Linked DNA regions of Homo sapiens: regions 1 and 2 are each linked to region 3. Evidence: chromatin loops called from intact Hi-C (ENCODE). Cell type or tissue: HCT116. All regions are shown on one strand.

Region 1 (8,000 bases), 360 kb before region 3:
GCTCCTTTCAGGTGGTGGGGATCTGAGCTCTGGAGGAGTGGGGGAATGCAGGGAGGAAATAAGTTTCAGCACAGAGAGGAAATGAAGGGTGAGTGGGTGTCTTCTGCTCATTACTCCTCAGGGGACAAGGTTGGACAAGATATGACTGAGACCCCAGGAGGTCACTTTCTGTCCTGGCTTAGTATAAATGCCTGATCCAGGCAAACTCCCACAGACAGAGCACAAAGCCTTACCCAGGACCCCACTTCTCCCAGCAGGTAAAGGGGGAAGCCTGCTTCTGAGGGGTTGGTTGGAAATGAGGCGGAGGCGGGAATTGTGTTTGAATATTTACTAGATTATAATGCTGTTGGATACTACATCATTCATCAGAGGGCCCTGAATAAGGTTATTATGGGTGAAGTCATTTTTGTAATAAAGTTGGCTGTAACTCTGGGTCATAAATCACAGGTTCTGGTACTAAAAAAATTGCTAAACATGCCTCTGTTACCACATACTGTCCTCCTTTTAAATACTTTGATTTTACTACAAATCTCCCATTGACTGAGCTGGGGGAAATACACACAATGAGCAAACGATTCCTTCCGTCCCTGGCAGCAGCCCTGCCAGCATCGGGGCCTCCTGGAATGATTTCCTGAGGTGTGATGTTATTTATGGTGTGCTTTCTCTATCAAAAAGGCAAACAGCATCCCAAGTGACCCCGGAGCATTTGCATCATTGCTTCTCTTGCTAATTGATTCATCCCCTGGCAGGGCCTGAGACACGGGCTGTTGGCTGGACACTCGCTCCCAGCTGCATATCCTGTGGATTTAAGGTGCATAAGAAGCAAAGATGTTAATAAAATCGTTAAATGTCAAAACTGAAAAACCCACACCCATTCAGAGTTCATCAGCTCTTCTGGAATGATCTGTAAAATACCATCTCCTCCCCTTGTCCTTTTCTCATAACCTTTGTTATGTTACCATCTTTGTTATGTTACCTTTGTTTGTTACCATCTCCTCCCCTTGTCCTTTTTTCATAACCTTTGTTAAGTAAGGAGATTAAGAACTGTTATTAACGACACTGATTGTTTAATTTCTTTCATAACTTCTTCCTTTCAAATGAGAGTCCAGTACAGAATGAAAAGGAATGTTATCATATGAAGTGCATTTCAGACGTAATAAAGCAGAAAGGAGAGGGTGGCCCCAGTGGCAGTTGTAAGAGGGATGAAGTGTGGATCTCTATAGCTCAGTGGCTGCAAAGCAGAAAATGAAGATTGTAAAAACGTCACATAAAGAAAAAATGCACAGTGGATTCGTTTTGTGATGCCCATAATTCAGTAATGCCTTTAAGTAGCTAGAAGAAATATAATAAATGTTTTTCCACAACATTGATCATACTGTATCAGAGGAAATATTAGTGTGCAGGGAGCCATGATTATACTGGTAGTAATTCTCGGTGCAGAAAACTAGTAGAAGATGGGACCCTTTATAGGCCGAACTTTTATTGGCTGCAGTTATTTACCTTTAAGAATACGCCTAATACATTGTCCTGTAGCTAAATATTTTTGTGAAAATTCAAACCAGCACTATCAGTAAATCAGAAATCCTGCCACCATTTTATAGGATTTATATATATTTTTCCCTGCAGATGCTCTCATATGTTCCAGAATACAAAAACCAGCCAACTGACCATGTAAAAATTCTAGAAGGCCTGTAAAACAGATTCTTCTTCTGTATTCTGAACCTGGATAGGAGCAGACAGGTTTATGGCATGTGATTCCATCCAAATGCCACCTGTATATATAACATCTCTCTAAAGAAATTAAATGGATTATTAGATTATATACCATAGTAAAACTATACCTGGAGCTGCAGGCCAGGAGAAGATATGCATGTTGTGCAACTGCTTAATTTTTTTTTTTTTGTCTTGAAACACTGAAGAAAGCTTTGCAAAACAGGCTTTTTCTAAATTTAGGGAGGAAAGAATGGAACTGATTCTTCATGCCAGCCTCTTGCTCCTCAGACTGGCAGGAGCTGGTAATGCGGTGGCTGTGGCAGTGTGGGTGCAGGAGGCCCTGCATGCTGAGGAGAAGTTTCACCTTCCCTCTAGATGGGCTCCAGCTCGACTTCAGAAATCATCCAGTCAGGGTTCCAGGGAGCACAAGATAAAAGCTAGCCCAGCCAGACTCCTGCAGAATTAAAGGGAGAGGTGAGACCCGGGCATGCTAATCTTCCATATATCCCAATGAAGTCGTGCTGTGAAAATGACTAAGAGAAGCAAGAAGCCAGAGCAATCTCCGAGGGAAGGTACTCTGAGAGCAGTGTGTAGGAGGGCGGTATTTGACTTCAGTATCTGCATAAGCCAGCTTGCAGTTCAAAGCCCTTGTTAAAGCAAACCAACCTGCTTAAAGGCTGCCGACTCACCTGCTCTGTCTCAATGCACCTCTCCCCTAACTCTCACTGACACAAATGGGTATCATTTCTCAGAGTGAAAGGAGGCTATTCCTTTCTCTTTGTCCTAGGGCTCTTTGCTTAATGCAAATAACAGGCCTCATGCACACATGCTCTACCAATCCAACACATTTTCTGTGTGTGTGTGTGTGTGTGTGTGTGTGTGTGTTTATGGAGTTACATATCGATTTTAGTACCTTCTATTGGAGTTGATGTTTTAATTGTTTTATTTGTTTTGTTTGATTTTTTCTTCTCCTCCAGCAAGCAAGAAATGGAAGAGGGCGCCTCTAAGTTCTTCCCATTCTGAGAATGTTTATTTATTTATTTATTTATTTAACTTTAAGTTCTGGGGTACATGTGCAGAATGTGTGGTTTTGTTACACAGGTGTACACGTGCCATGGTGGTTTGTTGCACCCATCAACCTATCACCTACATTAGGTATTTCTCCTAATGCTATCCCTCTCCTAGCCCCCCATCCCCCCAACAGGCCCCGGTGTGTGATGTTCCCCTCCCTGTGTCCATGTGTTCTCATTGTTCAACTCCCACTTATGAGTGAGAACATGTGGTTCTTGATTTTCTGGTCCTGTGTTAGTTTGCTGAGAATGATGGTTTCCAGCTTCAAAAAGGCAGGTGATTGAGGGAAGAAAACCTCCAACAGTTAGGGATTCTAAGGTTGAGGAACAGCCTGACACAGATGACAGTCTATCTAGTGTGGCTTCTGGGAAGTTGGTGTGCTGTCACCTGGTGTGCTCAGCATTGACATACAAGCCAATATGACATCACAGGCTTCTGTTAAATTTCCTCCTCATCATGGAGGAGAGAGATGCTTTTGAAGCATGTTCCTGTAAGTGGTTCTGTTCTAGGTACTTTGTGGTAGTAGCAGTTGTTTTCAATGTTTTATTTTTATTTTTTGAGAAAGGGTTTCACTCTGTTGTCCATGCTGGAGTGCAGTGGAGTGATCACATCTCACTGCAGCCTTGAAGTTCTGGGCTCAAGTGGTTGATCCTCCTGCCTCAGCTTCCTGAGTAGCTGGGACTACAGGTGTGCCAGGAGGATTTTTTTTTAAGTGAAAAAATTTTATCTTTGCCTTAGTTAATTTCCTGGCAGTTGAAGTGCATTTTAAAACGATAATTTCTTGGCCAGGCGCGGTGGCTCACACCTGTAATCCCAGCACTTTGGGAGGCCATAGCGGGCAGATCATGAGGTCAAGAGATCGTGACCATCCTGGTCAACATGGTGAAACCCGTCTCTACTAAAAATACAAAAGAATTAGCTGGGTGTCTAGTCCCAGCTACTTGTGAGGCTGAGGCAGGCGAATCCCCTGAACCCACAAGGCAGAGGTTGCAATGAGCTGAGATCATGCCACTGCACTCCACGCACTCCAGCCTGGTGACACAGCAAGACTCCATCGAAAAAAACAAACAACAAACAAAAATTTCTTTTGGAGGCTAATATCTCCATTGTCAAACCTTAATAAAGATCAATGTATAGTCATCTTTCTTCTCTCCTTCCTTTCCCTCCCTTCTTCCTTTTTTCTTCCCTCCTTCCTTCTTTCCTTCCCTCCCTCCCTTCTTCCTCCTTTCCTTCCTTTTTCCCTCCTTTTCCCTTTCTTTCATTTTATTTTCCTTTCTTCTTTCTGAATCCTTATTTCTCTTCAATGACTTAGAAAACATCTTAATGAACTTCTTAGAGCAATTCTGCAGCAATGAACATGTTCAGGATCACAGATGCCTTTTCTCCAGTATTTACTGGTAAAATGCAGTTCCCACTTTTGCTGTGTGTGTAGTATGCACACCATCCCATTTATGCCTGTAAAAACATCCAGGTGTGCTTAGGAGGGCCAGAGAGACCCTTGGAGAGTAGACTTACTGTAATTTTAGTAAAATTAAAAGACAAGAAGATAATAATAGGACTTAGGAATTTGCTTAGTAGATAAACAGAGTGCATTTTGCTTTACTTGGTATATAGTTTGAATTATTGACTTGCATATTGCCAAATAAAAAATATAGACAATATTGGACAACACAGAATATTTGATTATAATATAAAACATTTTATATTTTAAAATGAGATACACTTGTAATTATCTCTACAACCACTGGATGTCACTATTGCATATATCAGGCAGTTAAAAACTTCCTATCTAGAGAGAGAATCTGAAACTTATTTTAAGAGCTGTCAGTCGCCACCTTGGTGCACTACCTTTTGATGGAACATGCACTATCGTGCTAAAATGACTCTCTTCCCCATTCCATGCAGTCAGCCCAATTTTCAATTATGCCACTTTACTGGGAATTCTAATTTACACAGGATGAGATTCCTCAAACACAATTATTTTCTTCACTATATTTAAAAGGAATATGGTACTTCTATAATAGTTCTCAACATTGTGTATTAATTATAATGAGCACATTTTGGACACTAAATGGTGTGAAGTGAAAACATAACCATAAAATAAGCTCGATTTATAAAATACCCCCAACCCCTGCTAATTACTTACAACAATTTTATATCTATTTGCTCATCTGTCTTCCCAGCATCCCTGGGAGGTTACCTGCTTTACTACTTTTATGAGTCAAAGTTGACCTGTGAAGTAAATTGAATCAAGTAATTATTTGCACAGGCATTCCAGGAGTAAAGCAAAAGCAAACATTGAAAGTGTGTTCCAGACAGCTAATTCCAGTTTGCAAAAGTTACCAGTTCAGATTTTGGTAGTTCTGTGATTTTTCAATTAGTAAAAAAAAAATCCTCAATTCATGGGCCTTTTAACTCTCCTTTTAAAGATTCATTTAAAAAAAAATCTGGGCCATTTTGTGAGGCTGACGTGATAGAGAAAATAGGTCTTTTTCCAAGCTGAAAAAAGGCTGGCCCAGTTCAAGTGCTAGTTAGAGCAGGACCAGGAAAAATAATGTGGTGAAGGAATTTGAACAATGGTTTGCTTTCCCTATAGTTAGAAATGGCCAGGAGCTTCCAAAGAGCTATCCAGTTTAGTTTCTTTCCTTTTACTAAAACCCTGGAGTCGTTTTCTTCAACTTCCTCACATGCCCTTGCAGCTCTGGGGAAGCCAGAGCTGTTCTTGAAGGACTATTGGCCTAGATTTAGTGGGGGAGGGGAGATGCTCTCTGTTCTAGTGAATTATCAGAGAGCTGTGTTGCTTGCCATCTATGGGATGCTTTGATCCAAAATTTTAGTCATTGTTTCCACATTTAGGGGCTGGAATGCACATCAAAGAAGTGGGTGCACGGAATTTACTGAATGCCAAAGAAGTACAATAACATACAGAGGATATAAGCAAATCCCAGTGGTAAAATTTGCTGCCAATTCTTGCACATAATAGAGGCCCTAAAGTGACAGTCTATCTTTGACAAATGCATGATATCAATGCCAAGGGAAGGAACTAGCATGCTGAAAGGTGAATAAAAGAGTTGGAACAATTCAGTGGACTTACACATTTCCTCAGTGTGTTTTCACACAACAAGGAAAGCAGATGACACAAATGCATGAGGTAATCATAAGACAGGGCTGCAAACTCACTAGCTGTTTTAAACCAACCTGGTTCTTTCAGGATCCAGCTCTAAAGATGAGAGTAAAATGTGATTAGAAATCATTCATCTTCTGGAGGAAAAAAATGGAACAAGGAAAGTGAAAATAGCTTTCTTGTTCTGTCTTGGATAGTTCCAGATTTTAGAGCCCATATGTTGTTTGCTATAACTTCCTCGCCTCCCAGGGCCAATGCATTCGAAACGCTTCAGCTAGTGTACTTCACTGAGTAGTCTTGGAAGTTAGGGCTCATTTGTATCCATAGTCTTTGTTCAAATATGGATTAATTTTGGCTAATTTCAGTGGGTGCATATAAAGTAAAACGCACAGAACTGAAACTACTGAAATCAGGCCTGTGTGTGATCATCTAAAAATCTACTTTTCAAGCTCCTTTAAGTTTTATTTTTGAAATAAAAACAATAAAATGACAGTAAAAAGTTTCCAAAAGCATTGACATTATGAGCAATTGCTAACCAAGGCTATTCCCAGAATGATTGAGCAAAATTTGGATATAATTCTAGACAAGATAACTGCCCGGCAGTGCCAGCTATAAATACTCCATTCAGAAGGTGATTTCACTATGATCCTATGGAATATGTCCCTTGTCTCTAGGGCTGGGTAACCACGTGGATGCATATTATGCTATTGTCACTAGGGCTGGCATTGGAGGGCAAAGGCAGATTCTTGTCCTCAAGCTTTAATCTTTATACTATGGAGATGAATGTGTAAGACCTGCCGTAGGTTGCTTTAAAAAACCAGACTGCGTTTGGATATTTAGAGGAAGGGGTCTCAAAAATGCCATAGTACATAGAAATAGCCTAGAGGGGTCATGGGCACAGCTGGTAGTGAATCGGGTATAAGCAAGATCAAGATCTGTGTATTTATTTGCAACTCTACTTGCTTGAGCCAGAAATTGTGCCAGCTGCAAATCGAGCCAGCATTTCTGTCCTTGGCTTTAGACAATTAGAGCAGATTTGCTTGTATACACCAAAATCATTTCCAACACAGCCCCCACAGTTCTTTGTGCTTCTTACAAAATTTCCTCTATGGCCTTGCACTGCATAATAAAGGAGCTCTTGGAAGGATCCTGGTCTGTTTACTGTGCATGTTAAGTAAATGCAATGATTTTCATTATTTCAAACTCCATAATGAAATGACTGAGTGCCCGGCAACATTAGATAATGGACAAACAACTATTCAACTGGCTGGATGAACCATGGCTCTCTCGCATTAAAAGTGTGATATTTATGAGTTAACTTAATTATAGAAGAAAATATTGAGTAGGTGACTGAGTAAAATGATGACTGTGTATTACGTTTTTGCCATGCAGCTGGATAAACATATTCGACGACAGACCTTGGCAAGAACTGCAAAGATGCTCTTGACAATGGCATGAATAAATATTAGGTGTTATCTAGAATTCACCACATTTGAGGTCGTGCGCAAAGCCAGGTAAGTTTTAACAAAAAAGAATTACAGCAGAAGCCATGTGTGCACACTAGGACTATGTAAGCACTGGAGTCTTTTTCTGCTGCCTAGGGATTGCTCTAACACTCATTCTCATCCACATCACCGAGAGATTTTCTAAATCATTACCTTTGTTTGCACTCTAGGAGTGCACTGTAGCATAAGACCCAGGTTTTAGGAATCTCGTGGTAAATTTTTCAATGACATGCACTTGGAGAGAAAAGAAATACTTTACCTAGGCTATAGAGCTGACAAAAAAAGATTATATTTTGGAGTGACCCAACCCAATCCTTGTAAACAGTAAATGAAAAAATTGCTTTGAATTGCTTCTTGAATTTCTTTAGAGGACATAGTTTCTAACTACAAGAAGGACCATAAGAAAAGACAGTTTTTCAGAAGGTATTTTGAGTGAAGGTTCAGCAAGACTGATAGTCACTTAATGCAAGATTTGTATCCATGGCAGAAAGAATCAGTGTGCAAAAGAGTATCATAGAAATCTGCCATTATGGGTTTTTTTTTTCCTTTCCTACTCAGAATTGTCATATTACCAATAAGGAAAATTT
Region 2 (8,000 bases), 690 kb before region 3:
GGGCCCAAGCAATTCTCCTGCCTCAGCTTCCCAAGTAGCTGGGATTATAGGTGCTCACTACCATGCCCGGCTAATTTTTTTATGTTTTTAGTAGAGATGGGGTTTCACCATGTTGGCCAGGCTGGTCTCGAACTCCTGACCTCAGGTGATCCACCCGCCTCGGCCTCCCAAAGTGCTGGGATTACAGGCGTGAGCCACCGCGCCTGGCCGAGGCCTTACTCTTAAAACCAAGGTGACCCTTAGTTTTGAAAAGTACAGAGCACTATAATGAATGATTAACAAATTATGCTCTGCAAAACAAAACTTAGTTGTGCATTAATACTAGTAGATACTATTTCTGCATTCTTATTTGTGCTAGGCAATGTGCTAAATGCTTTATGTACATTAACCTCATTTTAGTTCATTTAACTTCACAAGAAAGCCGTTGGTTAGGAATTTTTACCCTCATTTTACAGGTGGGAAAACGGAAACAGAGTTGAGTGACTTACTCAAGGTCTCAGAGTTAGTCAGTGGTAAAGTTAGTATTTGGATTCATGGCTATCCAATTACCCATACAGCATATTGAACAAGATCAAGAGGTTTAAAATACCTGTAAAATTTTTGATTAGTTAAATATGATGTGGAAAAATATAATAATGATGGCAATAAATAACCAATAAATGTTAGAAGACAGAGTTTAAGAGACAAGGATATGATACATAACCCCTTTTCTCCTGTAGAAGTAGATGAGGAAGTTATAGTAGAGGAGATGCGATGATAGTTCTGTAAAACTGTGAAGTAAGCATTGATTATTTGCTTGATTCATTAATTTACTTAACTAGGTTTTTGTTGGCCACTCTGTTGGGTGGTGGTATAGAAAGATCAGTAGGAAAGGTGCCTGCCTTTACAGAGTTGGCAGTCTTTTGAGTATGTAGACCATCCATGGGTAAATAGTGCAGAGGTTCAAGAATGATCATAGATTGTACTGATTACAAAGGAAGGTATATAATGTAGAAAGAGGTGCATGGTGGGTGGGAGGGAGACCTGTCCTGAGTTTTAAAGTTCATTATGTGAGGCAGGTAATATGGTCAAGATTCCAGGTAGAGAAAACAGGTGGTAGAAAGCCAAGAAGGTCCAAATGAGAGTGGGTAGGTTAGTGCAGTAATTGATGAGCCCGAAGACAGACAGATAGAAAGACTAGATCTTCCATGGCTGAACAAGATAGAGGTTGCTATAAGGCTGTGGGGAAGAGGCATGGTGAGATCCACATGTTAGGACAAATGCACTGGCTGCAGTGTGGAGAGAGGGTTGGAAAGGGGCCATGCTGGAGAAAACCAGTTAGGAGGCTGTTGCAGACAGGAGGAAAGTGACAAGGGCCTGATAGTGGGCAATGATGGGGGTTTTAGTGAGAAGGGGACAGCCCAGGTTATCAAAGAAAACGAGAAGAAAAGTTTCAAGGAGGAAGAAAAAGTAAATAGTATCAAATGATGTAGAGAAAAGATATTCATTGGGTTGAATAACAAGATCTCTGGTGACTCTTGCTAGAGAAGCAAGTGTTAGTGGTTCACAGAGAAGCCCATGGGGTGGAGGAGTGACCCAAGGGTGAGTGGGAAGGAAACACAGTGAGTGCCCAGTGTTTTCCTTTGCTACTCCCTGTGCTGATTTCCTCCTCTACTTCCAATCTCGGGAAAGAAAAAAAACACTTATTGGACAATTAGTGAAAACTAGTGCGTGCTGTAAGCCTCAAAATGACCCTATGATGTTGGGCCCACTGTGATCTTTATTTTCTAGGTGGGGAACAAAGAGCTTGAGAGATTTATACCCCAGCCCAAGATCCACAGTCATTAAATGGCAGGGCTCTAGTTCAAATCCAGGTCAGTGTGATTCCAGAGCTCACAGTCTCACCACTACTCTCTTCTAGAATTTACAGTCTTCATGCTTTGCTCTTCTCTCCTTCCCTCTCAAGACTGCAATCATGGAGCTGATAGACTTATTTTCACCAAAACATAAATGATGGGCACAGCTTATTATGTTTTTTTTCTGGATGCATTTTGAAATGACCATTGGATGTACTTCTTTTGCATTTTTATTGTGAAATACAGAACCAGTTTTGGCACTTTATGTAAGTGGAATCATTTGTATTCTTCTGTGTCTTGCTGCTTTTGCTCAAAATTGTATTTTGCGATTCATCCATGTTGAGTGTGGCATTAGTGCATTCATTTTCAATGCTGAATAATATTTCCTTACGTGAATTTACCATGTTATTTGCCATGCTATTTTATTCTTTAGGGACTTGTGGGTTATTTCTAGTGTTGAACAATTGTGACCGATGTTGTCTCTTTTTTTAAAAGTTCATTTTTCTGTTCAAGAAGGTCTAAGAATGTGATTTTAAACATCTTTAAATATTTTAGGAGGTCAGGATCCCTTTCCAATTCCCTTGAAATGAAACCTGACAAGTGGTTCCTGTGGGTTCCTGATTTGCTTACTCATGAGACCAAACCTGAGAAGTCTGAGGAGCATTTCTAAATTAAAATGTTTAAATAGGTCAGGTGAACTGAAAAAACAAAGAAACAGTTATTACCAGATCTCCCATTTCCCCTAGCTCTTCCACTTCATTGTTGCAATCTTAGCGAAATGCAGTCAGCTTGCATATTTTCCTGCATCGGTCCTTTGATCAGTAAAGTAATTTCTTTTCCTTCCTTTGTGCAAATCTTTTGATTATAGTAAGTTCATTCTTTAAAGACCAAACGTGGTAAAAAATATTAACAACTTGAATAATTTTAGCAACTATCTAAAATAACTTATTTTGCAGGGGATAAAACTAGAAATATTTACTTTTATAAAGTGAATCATCAAAATATAATACAACCAGTAATAAGATCATAGTGTATCATATATTTTAATAACAACATATAAGATAGACACAGTGTAGTATAGAAGTTCAGGGTATAGGCTCTGGAGTCAGAAAGACCAGGTTCAAATTTCAGTTCCACTTCTTACTGCCCATGTCAATGTGGTGAATTTCTTAACCTTCTAGAAGTAGCTTTCCTCAATTATAAAATAAGGATAATAGTAGTATCTATTTTAATAGGGCCATTGTGACCATCAAGTAAAAAACCTCAATAAATGTTAGTTGTTGTTGATATATTTAGCACATCCAAAGGGTAGAATAACCAGAGTATTTATTAACAAATCTTGTCAGAGATAGTTATCTGCTTATGTTATAGCTATTTATTCAACATTTAATAGGCTCCTCTTCTGAGGCAGAGGTTGTGGATCAGACAAAAGTACAATTTGTGGAGGTAAGACAATTAGAAAATTATGATCAAGTGGCAATGTTAAATAAAATATATTTGAAAACATAAAGTAGGAAGTGATTGCAGAATGTGGATCAATTGAAGGTACAACTTTCTAGGAATTGTATTTTGAATTTGATCTCAAACGAGGTAATAGCCACAACTTTGCCACGAAGAAAATTGAAGTTCTTTCTTCCAGAAAATGTGTGCATGTAAAGAATAGAAGGAAAAATGAGTACGACCTCTTTTGGGGGATAATAGGAATGGAAACTGTGAATGGAATGGGTGAAGAAGGGAGACATAATTGGTGGAATATTTTATAAACAGCTTTTCTTAAGACTCATATTTATTAGATGGTAGGAAAAATAAAAATTCAGTTCCATTTGGATTGGCTTACTGAATTATAAACTTATTAAGGCAAAATGTGACCAATCTGGCAGATTAAAGAAAAGTGGTAATATTTTGGCAAAATAAACTTTCTATATTTTCCTTTTCTTAATAAAGATATAAATAATAAAGCACTTTGACATTTCAGAGATTTGAAATTTATATTGAAAAACCACTCTTGAAATTCCTGTCAGTCATTTGAATCATTTGCTTCTTTTGTCATCTTCTTGTTACTTTTTTTTTTTTTTTTTTAAAGATAAGACTCCTTCCCTATTGCTTCGACTATAGTTAGTATTTTCTAGGTTGGCTGTAGGGATTGTTCCCTGAAGCTTATATACCTCACCACGCGTTGACGACTCCCCCAGGTCAATAGAATCCACTAGGTGGCGCCCAGGTCTACTGCCGCGTCTCGTCTCCGCTGGGCGCAAATCTTGGAACAGCTGTGGATGTTCGAGGAGTGGTTGGAGAGATCAATATGATCCATGTGGAGCAGCTTCCCTACCGTCTGCTCCAAAAGGCTGTAAGCCTGGTGTCCTTCAAACTGTTACTGTAATGAAATACCCGAATATGGACAATGATGGTGTGGTTTTGAGTACGAGAAAGCCTGCGGTTTTGCTTCGTGAGACTTAAAGACGAGCAGGCAGACAGGCATCCATCCAGCTGCAGTTCATAGCCGATGCCCCCGACAAGTAGCAGGCTGGCGACTGAGAAGCTCCCCAGAAGCTACCTTTAATGCCCAAAGATTGATTTAGGCAATGACACTGCAATGTACGGAAGGGGAAAAAGGGACGAGAGGAAGGTATCAAAAAGAGGGAGATTATTTCAATATTAACTTGAGTGCAGGCATAATTCGCTCTCATTTCTGGCAGGCAATTGAGCACTCTGCTTCATATGCAAAATCGAGGGTACATTCTGATGTAGATTTCAGATAGCGGGAAATGAAGGTATTTTGTTTTTCTTTTAAATTGCATTGGGCAATTTCCTTTCTTATATGAAACGCTGTAGGCTTTGTACAATTATTTTATACGTTATTACCATTCTTCTAAAAAGGGACAGCTTTTTTCTTTCCAATTTAAAGTAGTGGATAATGACTTTGGCAGCATTTTCCTGCCTTTTTCAAGTTTATGGAACCCATTCCTCATCATTAGGCTGAAGATGCAGATAAGAAAGGACGAGCCTTTTTCTGGAGCTTGTCACATCAATGTTGCTTCTTAGGTGATTAAAAAGAAAGCAGCGAGGATCTTGGAGAAAACGTCTGACAAAAGGTAATGGAAACCCAGAAACAGACGAAAACCGGTGATAGATTAGGCAAACCTTCTCTGCTAAGTGCATGTGTGCATTTCAGCTCAGGAACAAAAATAAGACCCTGTTCTACGGAGGCTCTTAAAAAACTGACCTGTGCTGGCCCCACACGCTAAGGTTTATTTGAGGCGCCCGAAGGTGATTAGATCCAGGAGGAGGCGTTTTTCTGCAGTTTAGCTTAGGAACTCAGAGCCAGCCAAATGCTTACTGCAGCTGCTTGTTGGCTGGTTCAAAGGTATAGAGCTGCTTTAATTAAAATCGGCAGGCGCGTTTTGATTTTGGTCAAAATAGATTTTGTTATTTTTAAACTTCCTGTGGAATTAAAAAAAAAGTATTTTTATTCCCTTTTCTTTTGTCCAGCATTCTTATTCCCATTTCCATCCTCTGCTATCATAATAATGGGAGGGGGTTCAGTATGGAATTCTAAAAATCTCCCCAGGTTTATCTCTTCAGGGATACGCGATGGTCCAACAAAAACATCTTTAGCACAAATGTAGCTTGGAGTATATGGAAATTGTGTAGTAGTCACAGAGGTATTTCTTAAAAATATCTTTGCTAATAATTTTGGTAGGCTAGAAGTAGATGAGTGAACATGATATTCAACTATGGAAGGTATTTTGCCTGGTGTTCAGTTGGTTTATTGTTTTGAAGGAGGGAAATTGGCATGCAATTTAATAAAGAAAGTACTTTTTCTAAAACGAAACATTTATTTCTATTTATTAAAATATGGTATTTCAATATGCAACAAAGAAAAAATGATTTCTGGTATGATACTAGAAACAAATCTGGAAGTGAAAAAAAGGATGACTAAAAAACATTGTAGTTAACAATATAAATCTCTAGAAGCAATATACTTTTCACCTCTGGGTGCCACTGTTCAACTGCTTCTCGTTTTTATGACTGTTTGAAAGCCAGATGCTTCTTGTAGATGTATTCTTAAAAGAATCTGTTAAAGAGACATTTTCTCTATCTCTAGTTATCTGCTAAATAACTTTTTTGGCACCTGGAGTAAATTCAGCATGGTTGTGATTTTCCATTTTAATTACCAAATGATGACCAAATAATATTGAAGATTGTTTATATGGGCAATTGGCTAGGTTAAAAGCCTGATTTCATCTCTTATGGAAATGAATTTTGTATTTGCCTTTCTGGTAGGCATTTAACCAGAAAAAGCCTTTAAAACACAAGGGAGTTTTAGGTTAAATTTGTTATCATTTGTAGGTATGATTTTAATTCTGCACAAATGTTTCAATACAAATAAATTTTATAAAAGAGAAGTAATGGGTAGACATTGGAAGGAATTAATCAATGAAAATATAATTTCAAGAACCTAACTTTGTTAACTGAAATATTATTTTTCACTTAATTTTAAAGCTTAATTCCTTTAGCAATTCCATGAAAAAAACCCTACAGGAATTTGTCTACATATTTTCTGAATTCTTCTCAGGTGTGATTATTTTAATAAAAATAACAATATTTGTAATTTTGCAAAATGTATGAGTAATTTTTTTTTTTTTACAAACTAGGCAGTGAATTAGTATTTTGTAACAAGAAACAAATGCACATATTCGGTTGGTTTTTAAATCTCTAATTACTTATTTTAAACTTGGGGCTTATCAGAAATGCGAGAGAAAGTGGTTATAATGCCAAAGTTAATTTTGTTTTGTCATATACAAAGTAGTTAATCTAAAAATTATTGATTGATATTCTCCCTCTTTTAACTCTTTTAGGACTCGATATTTAAAGCAAAACTAATTTATCTAGGTGTTCTACGGCACAAAATTAATTCTCCTGGGACTGGTCCAGGCCAAGCCTCATTATGGAACGGTTCCTCTTGCTGAACTAGTCTAAGCCTGATTCTTACTGGGATACTTTTTTAGAGTTATTTGCAACAAAGAATTTAACCCTTGAGAAGCTACAGAATTGACTTTCAATATTATACATATTAGGCCATTTGAGGGGATCAGGAAGACATTAAAATCAGAGTGTGTTTTTTCCTTGTGGGTGCTTCCTGGGACTTTGAAGTTAGGCAATTGTATTTGTGTATACTGCAGGGATTTTAGTTTTGTAATCATATACCAGAATTGAAGTGTTCATTTAAGACATTTTTTACCCTTCCCTAATCTGCATCACAACAAGCATATTACTGACCCTGTCTTTTTCATTTATATATAAGTGGTGAATTTACCTCTTTGCCTGGGTGCCCAAATAGTTGTTCAGATCATACAGCAAGTTTCACTGACTTTCTTTGCTTAATGTCTAACTGAATCATTTGGTTACTTGGTGTTTTTGTGCATACATAGACCCCAAGATTGTAACTGTTAAACAGCTACAAAAGTAGTTCAGCATCATTCATCAGTTATATTTCCTTTACTGTGTGTGTGTGTGTGTGTGTGTGTGTGCGTGCGTGTGTGTATAATATCTTTGCAAAATATTATTGGCGAATAGATTTTTTAAATGTCAATTTTTGTGTTGACTTTTTGCCTTTTGTGTAGCAGTTAGTTCATAAAGATTAGGCCATTTTCCACTGGAGAATCTCTTGCATTTTAAGGTTCTTTGCTCATTGTGGGCATCTTACCAAATTTTTTCACTGAAGTAGTTTTCCTCATTCAAAATGCCACATTTTCTATTAGAATGTTACTAATCTGGCTCAATATATTTTCCCTTTGTGGCTGGTAAGGAATATTTATTTGATGCTAGTGAGGCGGCCCAATCTACCAGCCAGGTCTTTCACAGAGAACAAGATGGTGGTCAACTTGAGGATGGGTAAGTGTCTTTGTGATGGAAAGCAATAATTTAGTCTTTAGTAGGCTGCTTGCTCTACATGCTAACAAACCGACACCTTTCCTCACTCCCCTTCTCCCAGACAGATTTCTGTTGGATTAGTAGTAGGTTGACTTGTTCCGTCTCACATAGATATACTTCCAGAAGGTGTCGCGGTGATGCTGTGAGACTTAACTTGTCAACCTAAACTCTTTTTATCTGAAATGCAATAACAATTGCCAAGTTTTCCTAATATAAAAATAGTCTAAATCA
Region 3 (8,000 bases):
AGGTGTGGACTCACTCATATTGTTCCTTGGGAAGCCTTTATGGAAATCTCAGAATCTGGTTGTGTAGTGCAGTCTCCTCCAGGGCCTGCCCTTCCCCCTTTGCCCCATTCATGTCACCTGAATTACCTGTTCTCCGGGAGGACAGAGGACACAGCTGCATCCCCACAACCCCCCAGCACAATTTTTGGTGTTCAATGAACACTTGGAAACTCAGTGCCTGTGTGAGAAACCAATTCAATATTTAATTACATCCATTGTATTTACTAAAAAGCTACTTTATGCCAGGGCAACATATTGGGTGCTATGGGGAATATAAAAAGGTTAACAGGCTTCTGAAATTGTTTGACATGTTATTATAAACATGTACCACTTTTGTAATACAAAAATAAGTAATAGTTTTTAAAAGTTCTAAGTCCTCATCTCCTGAATATTTAAAAGAAAAAAAGTGGTTACTAACTCAGAAAGTCTGCCATCAATAGCTGATAACCACAGATTTCAACATAAATAATTTGGATGCAAGCCATGATGAGCTAAGTGAGTGAATGGAGTGTATCAAAAGTGAATGTGCTTCCAAGTCTGAACCTTGGCTCAGCCTCGTATGAACTATAATTTCAGACAGGCTGCTGGGCTAGTTGGAACCTCAGTTTCCTCATCTGTAACATAGGAACCTTGATACAGCTGTCTACTTTATAGGACTGTTGTGAATATAAAATGAGATCATCAATGTAAAATTCTGCAAATTATCAGTGGCAATATTAGGAGTGGTATACAGAGGAAGAGGTGGTTTCTACAGAGATCTGGAAAGCAGGTGGCCTTTGGTCTAGGGCTTCAGGGAGGTTGTGGTTAATTCCATGGTCTCTGGAGTCAGACTACTCAGGGTTCTAATCCTGGAGTGGCCCCTTATTTGCTTTGGGAATTTGGGCAAGTTACTTCTCATCTGGCTCATTTTCTTTCACTGCTCAATAGGGGAAATTAAAAGCACCTACTTTATAGGGATGTGGTGAGAACTGAGTGAGAAGTTGGATTGTTGTGCTGGTTTAGTAGATAGTAAGCCCTCCATCAAGGGCAGCTGTTACTCAGGTCCTCCTTTTTAAGAGTGACCTGGGCCAAGCACTTTTCGAATGGCTAAAAAGATAAGGATCAAAACAACCTTCTAAACACCACAGTGCCCTGTGAAAAAATTGTCAGCCTCTTAATAATAGTTCATTGTGATCACTCATCCTACAACTATCTTCTGAAGCCTATCACAGTTACTGAAGCCAAAGTTTTCCTTTATGTAGCTGGTTTGAGATACCTTGTGAATGGCTTTAGAAAGCTCTCGAGCAATTTGGCAGTCCCTGTGTTTCCCTGCAATGGGCTATTGGAAACTCCACTAGAAAGCTGATCATCATTGAATACATTGGTGTCTTCCATAAGAATGATGTCAAAGATGGGGACAGTACTGCTATCTGTCCAGACTCAACAGGACACTAAAGATGGGCTAGGTTCCAGAAGAAGAGGAAACCAATAGGTTCTGTGCATGAAGAACCTACATGTGGCCTCATCTTAGTTAGAGAGGGTTTGGTTCACCATTTCACCTCCCCCCCACCCAACTCGTTTCCATTATATATTCCTGTATTAATGAAATTATGTACTTATTACCCATTTCCTTGGTACTCAAACTGTAGTGTGTATCAGAATAACCCAGAGAGCTTGTACAAACACAGATTCCTGGGCCGTATACTAAAGTTTCTTCCTCAGTATGTCTGGGATGGGGCACATTTCCATCAGTTTCCCAGGTGACATGATGCTGCTAGTCTACGGAACACAGAGAATCAGTTACCTATCCTAACAGCTGCTTAGGGGAAAATTTTTGTTTAAGGTTGCCTTTCCCTTTAAAACAACTGTGACAGTAGTAGAGCCTTTCAGATAATGTGTGACGCACGCAGCTTGGGAAGTTTCTAAGGGTGGACCTTCTGAGAGGCACTGATTCAGGAGCTGATCAATTGCAGCTGCTCTGATGAAATATCCTATAATCAGTGACTGCTTGTCTTCACAGACCTCCCTTAGCACAAAAGGTTCCCAGACCAGCTGCAGGCTCCCAGCTTCCTGGAGCAGAGCTGCAGCTGGACCTACTTCCCTCTATCCAGGGGACTTGTGGGTGTGTTAAGGGCCTGAGCAGCCTGGCCTCAAGGGTGGACTTCCTCCCCACTTCCTCCCACCTCCTGACGTCAGCCCTCCTGCCAGAACCAGCCTACACTGTCTGGAGGGCAACTGCTGAAGGTTTGGTTGCCATGGCAACTGATCCTCTATCCACTGAGGGGTAGAGGAACCCTGGTGTGTGATTTGATGGGTGGGCTCCACCATTTCCATTTCTCCAGATGAAAGTATTTCATCACTAGAAACTCCTTTTGCAGTAAGCACTTTTCCATCCACGAATCCCGTCTTACAATCCAAACAGTCCTTAGGAGGAATGTGAATTCTTTCATCAAATGGAGCCTGGTACCAGCCTCAGAGGAGAAATTGCCAGACCTCATCCACGAAGAGAGGCTGACAGCAGCAATGCTACCTCCTTAACAATTGCACCAAAGTCCTGCTGTGAGGTACTTGCTGAGGGTGGAGAGTGACTGCCACCACAACAAACTGAGGTTGAGACCAATAGCTCTCCCTACAGATGGTGACATTTTTTAAAATCTCATGATTAAAAAGCTGAAGACTAGGGATGATCGCCAAACACCTGACCAGTCTGCCATCGTGATGAATAAATGTCCTTTGAGATTGGAATCCTACTGAACAGCACACTTTGTTGATGTTTCAGGACAAATGCACCTTCATGTTTTATTTTATATTTTATTTTGCTGTCAGCTATTTTAAGATCTTGAATCAGGTTACACATAAAAGAACTAGAGCCAGGATGTTTGGGAAATTAACAGATGATATTTAGCAAACATTTTGACGGGTCATAAAGAAACATCTGGGAGAGATGTCTGGGACCACGAGTTGTGTGCTGGGGGAAGGAGGCCCCTCTCCAGCAGCTGCATTAGGTTTCTGGGCTGAGCTGAGCTAAATCTTCAGAACGGATGACCGTGCAGTTCAAAGAGTCCCCAGCAGGGGGCACCCTTTTGCAGTAAACTCTCTCGGTTTTATAGCTTTGCTCTGCAGCAGCCGACCTTACAGATAATTGATATTTTGATTTCTCTAACCCTCTGCTTCCTCCTTCAAAGCAGACACTCCCCTCTAGGAAGCCTTCCTCCCACCTCTTATGAAAATGGACATTTTGATGAGTAGTGGTTCTTATAGCAAGGATTAAAAGCAAAATCTGAGGAAAGATGACTGTCAAGGAAATTAAATATAGATTATGAAGAAGGTTGAATACATGCCCACAAAAGTTTCAAGATAGGCTTGCCTGATTTTCATGATCAACTCAAAGGGCACAAGACATTTCTAGACTGTCTCATAAAAGCCTGCATCAATAATGCATATGTGTATCAGTATAAAACTGGCCTCCAGTTATTTAATTTCTCAAGGGTCAACTGTGTTCCTTGGCAACTTAAGCCTGTGTGGAAAGCACCTCATGTTCCCCTGGCAGTGCATAAATAATTATAATAAATAATCCACTCATTAGCTGAAATAATTAACCCTGTTTTAGACAATCCAAAAACATCTTGGAAGCAAATAATTCAGAAGTGGACAACAGTGTTCTCCTCTCAAAACCAAGATCCAGTATCACCAGCCATTGTTATTTAAACATTTTAAGAGACCTATTACTTTTGTTTTTTGAATAAACTTAGACAGTTTAGCTCATTACTCTCACACTTCACAGCTCCGTAGACACATGTGGGTAATATTCTCATTTTAAACTTGTGATAGATTTTGTAATTTGATAGTTTTTTTTTCATTTTCTTTTAAATATCTTTCTTGCAGGAGTTATTCTCTAGCAAGAGTTCACTATTCACCCTATTCTCTTTGCAGCCTGAGCCATGTTTTAAAAGCCAGTTCACTTATTAATCAAACTCCTATAGAACTTAGGTGGTATCTGTCACTGTTCTAGGCATTCTTGAAATTTTAAGTCCTTTAAACCTCATAACGTGGATACTACTCTTATGTGTTGTCACAGAGAGGTAATTGAGGCACAGAGAAATTAAGTAACTTGCCAGAATATGCAATAAACAGCACATAAACAAGTCAAGATTTGAACCCAGCCTGTCTGAAACCAAAGTCCAAGTATTAAATCAACATGTTACGTTATCTCTTAGTAGAGAAGGGGCAATAGTTGTATACAAACTCAGCTAGTGAGTGGCTATTTTAATGAAATGTGAAGACCTTTGGAAGGTATCTAGTCTAGTCCTTGGCACATAGTACATGTTCAATAAAAATTGGTACTGGGTGAGGAGGACTGATATATGTACACATATATATTGACCTATATTCATTTAGGGAAGTGGTTGGGAGCACTTGGTTATGCAGAAGTAGGATATTTCCAGCTCTTTCCATCACTATCTGTGTGGCCTTACTAAACCAACTCAATCACACTAATATCCATTTCCCCATCAGGAGATAATACCAGTAGATGCTACCTCACAGAGGTGAAGTGAGGATAAATGAAATAAGGCACACAAAAAACTTAGCACGGTGACTGGCATAGGGTAAAAGGTTATGATTCTTCCCTTTGGTTTCATTTAAACCCAGTTTTATTTAAAGACTTAGTGTATAGTATCATATAAGAGCAAATATTTATTCAAACATTCCCCCAAAAAGCAAGTTCAGCTATTTTTGGAGAGACACAGAAGCCTTTGGTAATCAACATTGATTGAGGGTTTTGAAAGGAAAAAACATTAACAGCACTATTAGAAAATCAGTTATGGGCTGAAATTTGCAAGGTTTATGGAGCTTCAAGTTCAATACTCCTCTGTCCCCAATACTTTATAATATGTGCCAGAGAAAACTGGAAATTCTACCCTTGACAGCCCAGACGATAAAGAAATCACAGAGGAGAAACAGATTGGCCATGCTTAGGGCAACAGAAGGGGAAAGCAGGCCTGACCCCCTCCTTCCCTCTCCTTGCTCCATCTCTCACCCCCATGCCATCACCTCTTCTCATTTCCTTCTCACTTCCTCTGGCCTGACTCCTCCTTACCACACCTTCTCCTGGAGCAGCTGTTGAATGGTGAAAGAGCACAGTGAGCTGCCTTTGCTGCCAGTGGCTGTGACAAGGCCCAGGTGGCCTCAGTGAATGATCAGGGTGGTCATGGCCTGACATGGATGGAGAGTGATTTTCCTCAGTCCACTATAGATGCGTAAGGGCCATTTTGGACCACTGCATGACACCTGATTAATGACTCCATATCAGTCCAGGGTAGCATTTTTCCAGTGGTCACATGCATGGCTGGGAAGTAGTATTTATGTGCCATCTTCCTGGGATTCTCGTGGACTCCATAGGCAATTTGAAGATAAGATTTTTTTTTTAAAGAGTCTTGCTCTGTCACCCAGGCTGGAGTGCAGTGGTACGATCTCGGCTCACTGCAGCCACCATCTCCCGGGTTCAAGTGATTCTCCTGCCTCAGCATCCCGAGTAGCTGGGATTACAGGCACCTGCCACCACGCCCAGCTAATTTTTGTGTTTTCAGTAGAGACGGGGTTTCACCATGTTAGCCAGGCTGGTCTTGAACTCCTGACCTCATATGATCCGCCTGCCTCGGCTTCCCAAAGTGCTAAGATTACAAGCGTGAGTCACCGTGCCTGGCCAAGATTTTAATATTGCTTTTTTTTTTGTTTGTTTGTTTTGCCACTTCTTGATGGTTTCTTTTACACCCAAAAAGAACTTTTCACTGATAAGGATTATGTGATGGCATAATTCTAAAATACAGAAAGAAAAAGAAAGAATCCAGAGACCTTGGTGCTGGGAAGAGGGGCCAGGCAGAGCCTTGGAAGTGGTGAGAAATACCAGGATCTCTCATGACCCACAAACAAGCCTGGAGACTGCTCCATGGTGTGTCTCCATATTTGTACATCCTGGGGAGCCCAAAGGACAGTTGGGGTCTTTTTATCAAAAACAGTAGGAAATAAATCCCAAAGAGATTTTACTATATAATCATATGTTTGCTGACATATTTCAAGCTCCCTTTACATGCCCAACACTGGGCTAGGAGCAACAGAGAGAAATAAGGCATAGTTCTTGCCTTCAAGGGACTTGCAGTCTGGTGGAGCGGAGGTCAAGGAGACCAGCCTTCACACACAGGATGCTGTGGACACCAGAGGGGAGTGCAGGGAGGGGAGCCTAACTTAGCTGAGGCTGTCTTGCAGAAAGCTTTGCGAGCCACCTGATCCTTAACAAACCTAGAAAGGAGGTTCTAGGCATCAGGAACTGCACCAAAGCATACAAGCACATGGAACAAATAGATACTGCAAGAAGCAAAGCTTACTCATGGGGAAATCATGAGAGATGATTCAAAGGTGGACAAGAGCCAGACTGTGAGTGGCCATGCTAAAGAATGAGAATTATAGGCCGGTCACAGTGGCTCACACCTGTAATCCCAGCACTTTGGGAGGCCAAGGTGGGCAGATCACCTGAGGTCAGCCTGGCCAACATGGTGAAACCCAATCTCTACTAAAAAAACAAAAAAATAGCCTGGCATGGTGGTGGGTGCCTGTAATCCCAGCTACTTGGGAGGCTGAGACAGGAGAACCACCTGAAATCAGGAGGTGGAGGTTGCAGTGAGCTGAGATCATGCCACTGCACTCCAGCCTGGGCAACAAGAGTGAAACTTCCTCTCAAAAAAAGAATGAGAATTGTAGACTCCAGGAGAAAGGAAACCACTAAGGTATGAGCTTGAGAGTGATACAATCAGAGTTGAATCTTAGAAAAATCATCTGGCAAGAGTGCAGGAGCTTATTGCCAAGGGTTGATCTGACAGTAGAAAGACCATAACCTGGGCTCACTTTGCAACTCCTTTCCCAAAGTGAATTTTCACCTGACATTAAAGAAACATCCCAGCAGCCCACATTTATAGGGGCCAATGGCTCTAACACTGACTCCTCCTACCTGCGTAGATGAAGCAGGGCCATGAATTATTTGCAGCTCTTTTCTTAAAGAGATGGAATCCATTTTCCTACTCCTTGAATCAGGGCTGCGCTTGTGACTTACTTTGACCAACAGAAGTGTTGTTGTGAGGCTTCCAAGCCCAGGCCTTAAGAGATCTTGCAGCTTCCACTCTCACTCTTCTGAAACACCGCTATCACCATATAGGAAAGCCCAAGCTAGCTTCCTTGAGGATAAGGCCAAGTAGAGAGGCCCAGACAGCAAGCTGTTCCAGCAATTCACTCACATATGAATGAGATGGTCCCCACCAGCCAGCCTCCAAGCAACCCACCAATCAATTGCCACATAGGTGACTCCAGGAGGCAAGATAAGCAGAAGAACCATGGAGATGAACCCAGCACAAATTACAAAATCAAGAAATTAATGGTTGTTGTTTCACACCGCTATCTCTTGAGTGGTTAGTTACCCAACAATAAATAACTGGTCCTCCTTTATACTGCAATTTGTGAAAGCTGGCACTGGAACAACAAGCTGTCCAGATATTTGCAAGAATTAATACTGTCTGGAGGGTAAATAGACGCCATATCCCTAGAGCAGAAGGGGTTTCTGCAGGGATTGTCTGAGTCTCCTTCCCTCCAGAGTGCCAATTAGGATGGCTGACTTGCTCTAACTTATATCTAACTATAAATGCACTGTCTGATTGATAGGACATCAATGTTAATTAATAATTCATAGTATGGTCAGACTTTTTCACATGTAATCACAACTTTACATCTCAAGAAATGCCCCTGTAGCTAGTTGGAAAGCAGCTTTTCCTTCAGATTCTGACTTTCAAAAAAAGTTATCACAGTCTCTCAGAGTAGAATTTGGAGAAAGTGTGTGAAAAAGTCAAAGTTGACAAGAAATGCCATTTTTCTCCTTGGTGCATGATGCCTTTCCTGCAGAATGTAGCTTTCATGTGAACAAACCCCACTGCAGGGAC

What was found. Peaks named below come from ENCODE experiments on the same cell type or tissue, not always from the same donor. Only the 100,000 strongest peaks of a DNase experiment are listed, where the experiment ranks them.
Region 1: it touches region 3 in a loop (2.9-fold over the local background); 10 of 110 quality-filtered maps call a loop at or near these places.
Region 2: a loop joins it to region 3, with 3 times the contacts of the local background. A loop is called at or near these places in 14 of 110 quality-filtered maps.

What each region holds. Positions count from the first base shown.
Region 1 is chr2:176,811,494-176,819,493 of GRCh38, reverse strand. No RefSeq gene overlaps it. Among named protein-coding and RNA genes, the nearest start is that of LINC01117, 180 kb to the right of the region's middle. In HCT116, CTCF peaks have their summits at 2,006 and 4,553 (motif pointing right); a DNase peak (open chromatin) is centred at 4,573; H3K27me3 peaks cover 674 bases.
Region 2 is chr2:177,145,148-177,153,147 of GRCh38, reverse strand. All of the region lies in intron 1 of LOC105373760 (a long non-coding RNA gene), which reads left to right. Among named protein-coding and RNA genes, the nearest start is that of MIR4444-1, 64 kb to the left of the region's middle. RefSeq lists an enhancer at 4,050-4,773. In HCT116, CTCF peaks have their summits at 4,062 (motif pointing right) and 5,828; a DNase peak (open chromatin) is centred at 4,067; H3K4me3 peaks cover 686 bases.
Region 3 is chr2:176,450,198-176,458,197 of GRCh38, reverse strand. No RefSeq gene overlaps it. Among named protein-coding and RNA genes, the nearest start is that of NRAL, 54 kb to the left of the region's middle. RefSeq lists silencers at 2,997-3,046, 2,963-3,257, 7,983-8,000 and an enhancer at 7,843-8,000. In HCT116, a CTCF peak has its summit at 3,076 (motif pointing right); a DNase peak (open chromatin) is centred at 3,087.